Linked DNA regions of Homo sapiens: region 2 is linked to region 1. Evidence: chromatin loops called from intact Hi-C (ENCODE). Cell type or tissue: heart right ventricle. All regions are shown on one strand. Each heading gives the region's core, and the rest is flanking DNA. Links, peaks and the distances in the headings are about the cores only. Region 1 has its middle 130 kb from the start of PPP1R3A. Region 2 overlaps PPP1R3A (protein phosphatase 1 regulatory subunit 3A).

Region 1 (6,722 bases), core at 2,232-4,731:
TTTTAAATTATTCAAGTCAGACAAAGTATGTTCTCTGACCATTATAATCACAGATCAATTGTTCTCTGACCATTATGATCAGAGAACAATTATTAGCAGAAAGATCTCTTTAAATTTCCAAAGATATGGAAACTTCTTTGGATAAAGAAGAAATAAAAAATAAAATTAGAAAGCATTTTAAATTAAACAATGAAAAACACAGCAGGCCAAAATTTGTGAGAGGCTGCCAAAACAGTGCTTAATAGCACTAACAAGTTTTCTGTGCTAAACACACAGATTAGAAAAGAAGAATGGTCTCAAATCAATATCCTCAGCTTTTAGCTTAAAAAAGCTACAAAGAGAAAATAAAACCAAAGCCAAAGTAAGCAAAAGAAAAGAAATAATAAAGATCAGAACAGAAATAAATGAAAAATAAAACAGAAAAACCACAGAGGAAATTAATACAAACAAAAGCTGGCCCTCTAAGCATAGCAATAAAATGGATAAACTTTAATTCAAGCTGATCAGAAATAAAAGAGAAATCACAAATTACAAATATCAGGAATGAGAGAGATGACATCACCACAGAATCTACAGATATTTAAAAGGTAAAAATAAATTATTGCGAATAACTTTATTCCAGTAAATTAGACAACTTTGTTGAAATGAACCAGTTCCTTAAAAAACACAAACTACTAAAGCTCATTCAAAAGGCAATATATAACCCGAATATTTCTATATCTACCAAAGAAACTTAATTTTTAGTTAAAAATCTTTGCATAGAGAAACACCTGGTCAAATGGTTTTTTGTTTGTGTGTTTGTTTGTTTGTTTTGATTGCATCTCACTGTGTCACCCAGGCTGGAGTACAGTGGCATCGTCTCGGCTCACTGCAAACTCTGCCTCCCCGGTTCACGCCATTCTCCTGCCTCAGCCTCTGGAGTAGCTGGCACTACAGACGCCCGCCACCACGCCTGGGCATTTTTTGTATTTTTAGTAGAGACGGGGTTTCACCATGTTAGCCAGGATGGTCTCAATCTCCTGACCTTGTGATCCGCCAGCCTCGGCCTCCAAAAGTGCTGGGATTACAGGCGTGAGTCACCACGCCCGACCCTCAGATGGGTTTTATGGGTGAATTCTAACAAATATTTAAAGGAAAAAAAATGGTATCAGTTCTAAATAAACCCTTCTAGACCTAATATTCTAGTCTTGACAACATAAGATATAACTTACTAAATGAATGATCACCTACCAGGTACTCTGCTAACATTATTTTACTTAGTACTCACAAGAAACCTAAAATGTGGATGACCATCATTTCACAAGTAACAAAAATCAGGTCTAAGGGATTAATTAATTTATCCACCTTCCTAGGATGTGGGTAAGGAAGTGACAAAGCAAGGATTTTATAATTCATATATCCATAATCTTTTCATTATTCCCTAGTGAATCTCCTGTAACTCCTGAAATATATTTTTGAATATTTCTTTGCATTTTTACATATTGCTGCCTCTGTATGGAATGCATTTCTTCCCTTCTTCACTTGGTAAACTTTTATTCAACCTTTAAGTCTCAGCATGTCTCTGGAACATGTATTCTCAGGCACTACTGGTATCAGTGTAAACTGTAAACTTTCTGGATAAAAATTTGAAAAAAATTAATCATAATTCTAAATTTTTTTTCTATAAGAAGATTCACATGTATAAATTTATCCTCAAAAAACCAAATTGAACTAGCATATAAAGGGCATATAGAAAAATGATTATTATAGCACTAATATTTTATAATGCTTTCCAGCAACATGGTGAACTGAGTGAACCCAGAAGTCCCTCTTCCCATACATATGTAGACGTACTAGACAAAATAAAACAAAAATACATAAATCATAGCCAAGCATTAAAAAAGAGGAAAAGGAAAGAATAAAAGAATGGAAAAATCCTTACTTCTGAAAAATGAAGAGAACAATCAAAGCTGTAGATATATAACTGATGCCATGACAGGAGACTAGGGTATCAGACACGACACAGTTCTGAAGCTCTGGGAAATGAATTATTACTACTCATATGGGAATAGAAAAGTACCCTTAAACCAGTTCATGAAGAGTAGTTGAGACTGACTGTCCTGGAAATGCCTCACAGCCTTGAAGGATGCCACACTGATGTAAAGGGGAGTTGAAAACAGAGTCACAAGAGCCAAAGAAAGTTGTGGGACAGGTGTGTAGTTCATGCCTGTAAACCCAACACTTTGGGAGGTCGAGGTGGGAGAATTGTTTGAGGCCAGAAGTGCGAGACCAGCCCAGGCAACACATAGTGAGACCCCATTTATGCAAAATATTTTTTTAAAAAATTAGTCAGTCATGGTGACATGCCTCTACAGTCCTAGCTACTAAGGAGGCTAAGGTGGCAGGATAGCTTAAGCACAGGAATTAGAGGCTGCAGTGAGCTGTGATCATGCCACTGCACTCCAGCTTGGGCAACAGAGTGAGACCTTGTCTCAACAAAGAAAGAAAGTTGCAAAGTATCTTGCTGAGTGCTACATTTTAAAATGATTGAAAAAAGACATAAACAAATGATAATAAATATTAAGCTAGAAAGAAGGAAAGAACAGGAAAATTGATAAAGAACTAAACAGAACTTTTAAAAATGGAAATATTTTCCATAATATTAAAAATAAAATAGATGGGTTAAACCAATTCATAATAAAATTCCTAGAAACCTGAGAATAGAGCAAGAGCTTCTTAACCAAATAAAGTGCATCTGCCAAAAATCTATAGCAAATTTAAGTTGGCAGTGGTTAATGTAGTGGGAAATACCAGTTGCAAACCTGAGCTCATGATCAAGAATTACAAATATTTGAGAAGCAACAACACTGTGAAGGAGGGAGCAATAAGATTACCTATTTGCATGTAAACCTGTATTTTATTAACCCTGATCCATTATGCTTACAACCCTTTACATAGAACCCTCAGTTTCCAGCCAGTATGAGCTTAGGAGGAGATGATGGACAATGGGAACAGAAAGTGTGGTGAGGAAAGTCATGATTGGCCTGAGCTTCCTTACAAGACCTGGTAGCCCTTAGCACAGGCTTTTGAGAAAGTAAACCTGGGTTTTCCATTTATATCCATGTGATCTTGACAAACTCACTTTAATTTTCTAAGCCCAAATTTCATAATCTATAAAGTAGGGATCATGATAATAGTACCTACTTTAGAATTGGTTTATAAGAACTAAATAAAACAATGTATGTGTAACATCTAGCAAGGTGCCAGGTAACTTTAATAAAGTTTAGATGCTGCACTGTCACTATCATCCTTACTATAATTGCCCGCTCCCCAAGGTGGTGCCTCCCTGCAGCAGGATTGTGGAGTTTGCAGATACATTCTCTTTGGCAGCCATTACGGGAAGTCTGCAGAAATGTGTGGCCCTCTCTGTCCACTACACAGCCTTATTGACTCCACGATTAACTGCATGCCAGTTGCTGATAACACTGGACCTCATGACTCTGCCAATTGTCACAAGTAGAGCCTGCCAATGTCACTCAAGTTACTGTCCAGCAGCTGCCAACACTACTCGCATGTATTTGTGCAGGCCTCCTTCTAAATCTCTACCAGAAGTACTCTTCTCACTATGCTGTTTTCAGGAAGTCTTTCTCTTTTGTGTTTTTAATAATGCCATAGCTTTTTTATTAGAGCCTGTCTCCCTCCAACCCCCAATAAGAATGGCAAACAAGAAAATGTCTTTCTATACCCATTGCTCAGAATCCAGCAAAGGAGATGGGCATAATAACAACAGGCTCTATATAACATGATAAGTTTCACTGGCTATCATCTTTTTTCCTTCTCTTTCCCTTCTTGAATGGTATTTATGTTTTTGTGTTTCAAGTCTGCTTGTTAGAACCCTAGTTCAGACAATAGGCTTCGTTGTCTCGTTGGGCGTCTTGTCTGCCAATTCTCCTTCCTTCTAATCCAACATGTCATTTCTAGATTAACCTTTCCAATGAATTGCTTTAATCACATCAGATACTTACATTAAAATTTTTTTTTAGTCTATTTACTTTGTTTCTTATAAGTCCTCTTTCTTGAGGACCTGGGAGAAGATCTTTGGAGGCCAGGTCCAAAGACAATTTAGGTACACAATCACCCCTGCTGAGACGACTCATGTGCTGAAAAGTAGCCCAGCTCCTTACTGTCTGTATCTCAGGATGAGCTCCCCATCTGCTAGGAACACCCCCTGGAATTTGAGAGAGTGCGTTTCTTACCATCCTACCTTCACCTTATTTTTGACATTTGTAGACACATTAAGGAGATGGACCTCTCTGTCTTCTGCTGACTATTGCCCATCAACTTAGGTCCCAGGCCAGCTGACTTGAGAAGGACTGCACAGTGTCAGTCTGAAACTCAGGATTGTGGGCACACTCCTCAATTTACAACTGAAATTGGAAGGTTCCTATCTCTAGCAAGCACATTCCTCCAGACATATAGCCCAAGACCTATGTCCATTTGTTCTGCTTATCAATCTATTGTCTCTTAGCTCCAAATCCACTCATCTATACTTGGCTTTGCAACACTAGTGATGCAACTCTGCAAAGCAAATTTCAGCATTTCACCTCCATAGTTAACATTTCTGTTAGACTCTGACAATAGGGGACACTAGAGGGATTCTGCTAGAAGAAAGGAGGAGGAAGAGCCTTGATATCTCCTGTTTTGCTTCTTGCCTCCTTACTGTTCCTCTGAGCATCATGATAGCAATGACTCTTCATCCCAGCAGTAGCAATTCCTTTCTGCAAAAGCAGATAAATCAGTTTTGCAGAGTTTTGAACACTTGCAAAACTAGCTCCCTCATGACCTCCCCACTATCACCATGAGACAAACACACTAGTGGTCTGGCATCCACTTCTTGGAAGTCTGGATCCCAGACTCATGGGATCTCAGACTCCTCTGTAGTCTGAGTTTCAACTCTACAGAACCCCTCTGCTAAGTCTTAACAATTTTAACCATTTCCCTTTTTCTCCTTTAGGAACTCATCCTGTAGTTGCTGGCTCAGTGACACCCTAGAGTTCCCTTTTACCCTATAGATTACCTAGTTAACAAATTTCTGACTACATCCTTACAGATACAGCATCATTAGACTATTGGTCTGGCAATTCTTTTTGCTGCCTCCCAACTTCTCCATTAAATGTAGAGGTGAGCGTGCGCAGGGTAGGAGTGGGATGGTAGGGGGCATAGCCTTTGTAACCTCAGGGTTTCACTTAATCATTCTCAGCCCTCCAGTACTGTTTAACCAACACTCTAAATTAAAATTTGTCTGTTAAATGAACTATAATAAAATATTTCTGTTTTCCTATCTGGATTCTGACTGATATAGTCATATTCTTGGTATTAAGTAATGTCACTGTAATTACCACTGTTAATTGGACAGAGGATGAACACCTGTTCCAAAGAGCCCAGACCACAAAGTCAAATTGCCTGGCTCCATATCCCAAGCCTAACCCCTGCTAGCTGTGTAAAATTGTTACATAACCTTTCTGTGCTTCTTTCTTTCTTTTTCTTTTTTTGTCTTTTTTTTTTTTTTTTCTGAGACAGAGTCTCGCTCTGTTGTCCAGCCTGGAGTGCAGTAGCGAGATCTCGGCTCACTGCAAGCTCCGCCTCCCAGATTCACACCATTCTCCTGCCTCGGCCTCCCCAGTAGCTGGGACTACAGGTGCCAACCACCATCACGCCCGGCTAATTTTTTGTAGTTTTAGTAGAGACAGGGTTTCATCATGTTAGTCAGGATGGTCTCGATCTCCTGAACTCATGATCCGCCTGCCCCAGCCTCTATTTCATTTCTTAAATAGACAAATAATACTTTATAAGGTTGTTGTGAAAATTAAATGAATTGATACATGTGAGATACTTAGAATAATAAGTATTATCCATTATTTTTATTAAAGTATTTCTTTTTCAAGAATTTGAAATACTTTTCAAAATCACTTAATTAGTAGTAGAATATGCAAAAGAAGGCTAGAGAATGAGAGAAAACCAGAAAGAAGTTGAGTAAATACTGTAGTTAGTGTTGGATAACTAGATTTCTCTCAGAGCACTAGAACTATAATATCCTGAAAGAAAATGAAATCTGTTACCCAACACATGTCTCTGCACTTGTCCTATCTTCAAATAACTTACAATCAATTATAACACAGCTTGATAAATGCTAAAACAGAAAACTGTAAAATTGTATAGGGTCATGGAAGAAAGGCTGGAGATGATTCCCTGGAGACAGGATGTAAAAAGGGAAACAATGAAGAAAGGAGACAGAGCATATGCAAAAAGAATGCTCAAGAGAGAGTGCAGTATTTAAAATACATGTAAACAGTTATCCTGCACCACAGGATATGTGTAGAATGTGGGAGAAAATAAAGCTGAAGATGTAGACAGGGGCCAGATTATCAAGTCGTGATTACAAAGCCAAGGAGACTGAAAACTAGGAGTAGTCCTCAATTTAGTCTCTTTCCCATTATCTTCGTAAAGCAGAGACAACATGATGTGTTTATTATGCTGTTTAATTTCCTACAGTGTACACAGGAAGGCTACATTTCCCAACTCTCCCCATTAGAATTAGATGTGACCAACTGACAAAGTTCAGACCAAAGGAATGTAGGTAGAAATAGTACACACTAATTAAAGAACCAGTGGTCAGCTGTGGCAAGGGGCAGGAAAATTTCTTGGCTTCGTGTTCCAGAAAATTATCAGCTGCCACCAAGGGG
Region 2 (6,722 bases), core at 2,392-4,891, 100 kb after region 1:
AAGGCCCCCTGGGGCATTCTACCAGATGAATTTCTAAGGAACTAGAAATCAAGTTCACAAAGGAACTTTAAACATCTCAGCTGTTTAGAAGCCCTGTTACGTTGTCTCTCCCCTCTCTCATAAATACAGTAGATCTCAAATATAACAATAGTTCCCAGAATTGCCTTTCATGTCAAAAACTTCAGGCCCTACCTCTATAAAATCTAAATTAATATAGACCTGTATATGGAGGTGAAGATGGGGAATAGAGAATGATGGTGCTAAAAATTTCCTAAAATGATTTTGATGAGAGGCCAGATTTGCAAACTCCTAGTATGGACAACAATGCATCTCACTGCCCCACTGGATTTAGCTGCTCCTCCTTAGATGATAGACAGGTGGGAGAGTCATTCCTTTAGTTGCAATTCCTGGCCCCAAACCCAGTTGCCCTGCTTCTTACTAGTTTCATATGAGTTTAAAGCATGCTTTGCTACTATTTACATAACTCTTAAGATATCAAGAAATAAAGAATTATGCAGAGGTTTCTAATTTGGAGATCTAAAAGGATGGAACCACCATTACTTGACATGGAGACTTAAAAGGAAAAGCATGGGTGAAAGAAAGAGGATAAGCTTTATTGAAGGAAACATGTTAAACTTGTAAACTCTTTAACCAAATGGGAAGTGAAAACTAGTGTTTGTTGAATGGAAAATGCCCAGATTGACATTTTTTCCTTTTTCCCTTACAATATCATTGCACAAAGGCTTGCACTATCTTTATAAGTTGCGGTAAATTTTCCCTCACTTCAAAGAAATGAGACATAATATTGAAATTTTATGTGACGACTTCTAGTAGACATTAAATAAATATGCCCTGAACATAAGAAATGAATGTTTTCCAGGCAATAGTTACACTTGTAAAATGTAGTAGCAATTTTAAATTTATAGCAATCTGTATTTATTCATTCAATGCATCATCATTTAACAAATATTTAGTGAGTACCCACCAATTGTGAAATGTTGTGCTGGATTACCAAAAAAGCAAGACGGAGTCCCTGCTCTCACAAGCTAATGGGGAGAGTGGACAAGTACATAAAGCAACAGCGCCAGGGTATGATAACTGTGTGCTCCCTGAGGAACAGAGTGGGGTAGGAATACCTTCTAGAAGGACATGGCCTGTAAGCTGAAACCTAAATAAGAAGCCTTAGCTAGAGAAAAGGAGAGAAGCAATTCCAAGCTTAAGGCATTATATGCAAAAACTTTATCAGTAAAAAAAAAAAGAATTATTCTCAACATGTCAAGTAATCCAAGATACAATTTAGTAAAAATGAAAGACTAAAAGCCCAGGGCACCAGCCAATTGGTAGTCAACTAGCTTAAGAGGCACAAATTCAAACCCAAACAGTGCCTCTCAAAATGTGGTTCACAGACCTCCTATGTGAAAATGACCTGGTACAAATGCTATTCAGGGGCCAGAAATCGGATCTACTGCATCAGCATCTCTGAGTGGGCAGTGGGAATCTGCATTTTTAACTGGAACCTCAGAGTTAGCTGAAGTGCACTAAAATTGGATCTACTGAATCAGCATCTCTGAGTGGGCAGTGGGAATCTGCATTTTTAACTGGAACCTCAGAGTTAGCTGAGGTGCACTAGTGCTTGTCTAACTACATATATTAAAAAAGAATATCTGCAGACAGACACTCAGACTCCAGGAATGTGGTACACGAAGTGCCTCTTTACATCTCAAACTTTTCCAGCAAGTTACACACAATTATGCCATAGCTCTACGCACAAAAGAATAAATGTTTGTGTATCTCATATGCACCCAGGAAAGAAGAAACACATTGTAGAATAGACCAATCATCATCTGTGACTTACAGAATAAAATAATGAAACATCAATGGGGTAGAAATTGAAGGACATTTTCAACCTATCTAATAAAATAAGTAAGCAAAAATAATTTGTGTTTCTAAGTCAGCTATTAATCATTCAAAAATGTGAGTTCTACAGACTCTTTACCTCTGAGCCCCATGCAACTTACAGAAAGATTTATTTTACTTTTTATGCCAAATTCCTCTCAGATTTGTAAGAGACCTCATACTTGGATTGTCTCATCCCATCATTTTATAGAGAAAAGAAAACTAAAGCCCAGTTAAACAATATGGCAGAAGTCATACCAACCAACTAGTGGCAAATCCATAACTAGCTCCAAGTTTCTTAGTCATTATGTTAGTGTTCTTTCCATAAAGGGTCAATATGTGGTGGAAAAAAAGCAAAAAAAAAAAAAAAAAAAAAAAAAAAAAACCCTGCATGCAAATCTCAGTATTTCCGGTTACTTAACACTTACTAACTCAATTACTCACCATTTGACTTTAGTCAAGATACTTAATCAACCTCTCTGCGCCTCATTTTTCTCTAAAATCTTGCCTACTCCTAACACAGAGTAATTATTTAGCATAGTTTCCAACACATGAAAGTGTTTAATAAATTATTATTGTTATTAGGAAATGTAGTAAATGGCACACTGATCATTAATTCTACATTATCACAAAAACCAATTTGTATGCTGCTTCTTTTACTCTGAGTTATCTATATTTTTAATGTTTACCATATTCTCTCATATCTTTAATATTCAAGGTACTTCTAAGAGTAAAATTTGCAGTCCATGATAGCATACTTGCTCAGCCATGTAAATATACCCTTATTATCAGAAGAGCACCCTTCAAAGAAAAATCATTAGATCTTCAGTGACAGTAACCTTTTATTTAAAAGTATCCTCTCTAAATACAACGTACACTGGCATGATAATTTGCACCTTCTTTCATTACCCAATTGATTTATTCAGTGCCAGGATTTAGACACCATGTTAATATTACTGCAGTTTCTGGATATGTTGCACTTTTGCTTTTGGAATTATAATTAATTTTAACACTGTCAAAATGTAGTCATTTTTAGTATAATAATATGGTTTTTCCAAAGGTCCTATAATGCCATTGTGCTAAAACCCCATATGTCTCTTAAAAAACGAGCAAAACCTCTTAAAGATCTATGCCACAAAGTCTAAGTCTGATGTGATGGAATTACCCAACCAGTTAAGGTGAATGGCAGGATTAGGTTGTAAGCAGCAAAGTCTAACTCTGCTCTAAGAGGAATGAAAATGTTGGCATGAAAAGGGATCATTGCCAAAGTGAGTCATGAATATTGTATTTGTGTCTCCTTAACACTCAGCCTGAAAGTGCTCAGAATTTTCTAAACAGGACCAAACTTGGAATTCTTGGGCATCACCTCTCACTCTATGATAAACAGCTAAAAAGTAAATGTGAAATTACTCAAGTTCAGACCAGCCCTCTTTGTTCAAAGCTTGTGATCTCATTTCTTTTGCTCTCCTTCTCTCCACAAAAGAAAGGAAAATAAATGACCTTTAAAATCAGAAATATGAGCCTCCTTTGAGATTTTTTAAAAAGTCACTCAAGAGTAGTATGTCATTGGCACTAAGTGGACACATACAGAAATGTCGAACAGGTTTTCCAAGGGTAAATAATTATATAGTGTATTGTGGACTGTTTCTTTTCATAATGTTATGTTGCAGCTTCTCTAAAAATTGACTTTCTAGAATTCTGCCATTTCATAGCCACTCATATATTGAAGAAAGGAAGAAAGTAAAGACTTATACTTAACAATAGGCAAAATTCATAATACATTAGCCAACTACTACAGCTTAATATATTTTCCTTTGGTGTTACAGTACTGGCTAGTCTTCTCTTGATCAGGAATAAAACCAAAAGTGGAAGAGGAACATTTGATTAAAAGAGGGATCAGTGTCTAATTGTGAAGAGAAGCGCCTGAGGAAAAACAAATTTAAGGAACTATGCAGAAGGAATTAAGGATGAAAAGATGCATTAGGTTCAGTTTCTTGATGATAATGCCAGAAATGAAAACGAAATGAATACAGTTTGGCATGATTAACAGGCATTGAAAGAAGCAAAAAATAATCTCAAGAGAAACAGTGAGAATTTAAAAAATGTCTTTATATTCTTCTATGCTGAATCTGGGGACTAATAACTGACACAGTAAGGCACATCGTTTTGTTTTGGTTTTGACCGACACATTGTTTTTTTGTGGGCATCACATTTCTTATGTGTAAAGTGAAAGCTCTGGATTAGATTAGAAGGCCACAAATACAATACACTCATGCTGACCTTTCTCTCTAACACTCATGGCAAGCTCTGATAACAGATAAAGGGACTTCCTTGCTGCGGTCATATTGAGCCCCACTACCTTTCTTTTACACAGCCAGGCAGCCACTACCCATCAACCCCTTCATTGCTCAAAATGGAACCAATTTCACTTCTCAGCTTTAATATTAAATAACATGCCTTGCAGTTTAAGAGCTCTACATCTGTATAACTTAAAGGAGTATTCTGAGTATCATTTAGAGGTATTTAATTGAAAAAATTCTTAATATTTTTCAAAAACAAAAATGCTGGTAGAATCAATAGAAATAACTGCTTACCTAAAATTGCAATATAGCCAAGGATAAATTGTCAATTAAATCATAAGATCAGTATTATTAATTTAAATTTAATACCACAGAAATCTCACCTGCATAGCTTGTGAGCTAGTCTTATATTATTTCTACTACATGTAATGGAATGGTTTATTTCCATGATATTTTATTTATGGCAAAGAAAACCTTTTCAAAAGTAAAACATTACCAGTATCTATAATTGATTAAGAAAAATACATCGAATATACCTATTATATAAGCTAATTTATTAATTTTAAAATGTGACTATAAACCATGGAAAACCACAAGTCCATTGGGGAAACTGTACTAAACTGCTCAAGCATTCAAGTAACTTAGAACATACCAATATGTTTGTGACCAGATTGTTTCATTGAATTATCTTCATCTTTGCATAAAACTGAGTTGTTGCATTTCTAAAAATCTTCTCTATTTCAATATCTAAGTTAGAACATTGCCCAGTACCTCGGAGCTTGATCTTACTGAAAACAAGAGGTACTTTGCCTTATTGATCCAGGAAATTTCAACAGCAGACAGAAAAGCAACTGAAAAACAATCTTATTGGAGAATTCTTTGCTAAATCTCTCTTCAAAAGTTTCTTCATTTTTTTAACTCTTCAGTTCCTACCAAGGATAACAGGTCGAAATTTGCTTTGTTGTGACAAAGTGGTAGGTGGTGGTGTTTTTTTCTAGCTCACCCCAAAGGAAATAGGGAGAAAAGACATTTTAGACTTAATTCTCTGATTGGATTGGGCACCATGTGCAATTCTGTAGAGCTGTGTACTCTCCAAAGAGGCACTCAATTGTCAGGATCTAATGCATAACTAAGTAGAATCTGGGAGGTCCAAGTGCGAACCAAAAAACATTTAGGTTGCTTTGGAATGAGATATAATTACAAGCAGCATTCATAAATTGTAAGCTGAAGAAGACTTACAGATAAAGCTGGCCCAAAGAACTCCATTACAACCTGCCAATCATATTCAATCGAGAGAAAAATACAAATGTTTTTCAGCTATGGATACTGGAACAACTGAATATACTTCAGAGAGATACCATTAACAAAAAACTCAAAGTTATTGGCCTAAAGTCCTTATTTTACCTGCGTTCTTAAACAATAGTCACCCTTGGAACAGGTGGGTAGCAAGAAAGTAGTGATTGTCCAGCTGAGAGTCTTGCCACCTCAGAAGTCTTATCTCCACAATTCTGTCTCCACAATTTCCTCACAACGTAAGTGCTGACAGCTTTATACTACCTACAGCCTTCAAAAATAATCAGTGTATTGTCATGTGTGTTTTTTTTCCTAGGGATACTAAATTTCAGGCATTATTTTCTTTATAAAGATGCTAATTTTTTGTGATTGTATAAAAAATCATTATTAGAGTCATGACCACTGAGTTAACTAATTCCATTTCAACAAAACCTGTTTCCTCCACGGAATCTACAGCAAACTTCACCTAAGTCACCTGATTTGTTAAATATTGAGCTCTAACCTCCAAACTCTATAGTATTTGAATTAACATATTATTTTGAAAACTGTTGTTAAGAAAAGGTGATCTTAAATGTAAACCAATATTCTCAGTATATGTTTGGAAGAGTTTGGAGAAGGAATGAATACAGGAGGACATGAGACTTCCGAACTTTGAAATCAAATCATTCAGAAGTGACAGCCCTCAGGAGAGGAATATCTTACCCAATAGGGTGGCAGGTGTGAGCTCACAGCATCAAACTGCAGCCACTCACCTGAGCATGTGTGGCCTCTAATGTTCCCCAAGATGGGATGTTTTCATGTGGTTTATTTTTTAAAGAGAACAAAGTACCAAACTTCAACTTTTTTTCCCAGCTTCTATCTCATTCCTGGCTCTTGACAAAGAATTTCAAATGTGTGTCAATAGCCCTCCCATTATCTGGAGAGTAAATCATGTGAAATGATGCATAACTCAATAAAAATACTGGAAAAGCAATGCTTCAATATGTTTTATGGTAAATCATAGATTTTACATTTGTTAAAAAAAACACCAGATATCTTAAATAATTTGGACTAATAAAATTAAAGCATGCCAAAGCAAGTTAGAATGTTAAAAGTAGCCACAACAATGAAGTGAATATCTTATTTAAATATTAACTTTAGAAGCTATGAAGTCATTTTTTAGATCCTGGGCACATTTCTGGATTGCTATGCAATCAAATATATGTCTAGTATTTACTCTATGTTTTTGTTTGT

Evidence for each region. A loop is a pair of places that touch in the nucleus more often than their neighbours do. Peaks named below come from ENCODE experiments on the same cell type or tissue, not always from the same donor. Only the 100,000 strongest peaks of a DNase experiment are listed, where the experiment ranks them.
Region 2: it touches region 1 in a loop (4-fold over the local background); 4 of 110 quality-filtered maps call a loop at or near these places.

Annotation. Positions count from the first base shown.
Region 1 is chr7:113,786,733-113,793,454 of GRCh38, forward strand. No RefSeq gene overlaps it. Among named protein-coding and RNA genes, the nearest start is that of PPP1R3A, 130 kb to the right of the region's middle. In heart right ventricle, for the core only: no CTCF peak of the experiment used is centred there; a DNase peak (open chromatin) is centred at 3,459; H3K27ac peaks cover 442 bases.
Region 2 is chr7:113,888,834-113,895,555 of GRCh38, forward strand. All of the region lies in intron 1 of PPP1R3A (protein phosphatase 1 regulatory subunit 3A), which reads right to left. Among named protein-coding and RNA genes, the nearest start is that of PPP1R3A, 27 kb to the right of the region's middle. In heart right ventricle, for the core only: no CTCF peak of the experiment used is centred there; no DNase peak of the experiment used is centred there; H3K27ac peaks cover 1,130 bases.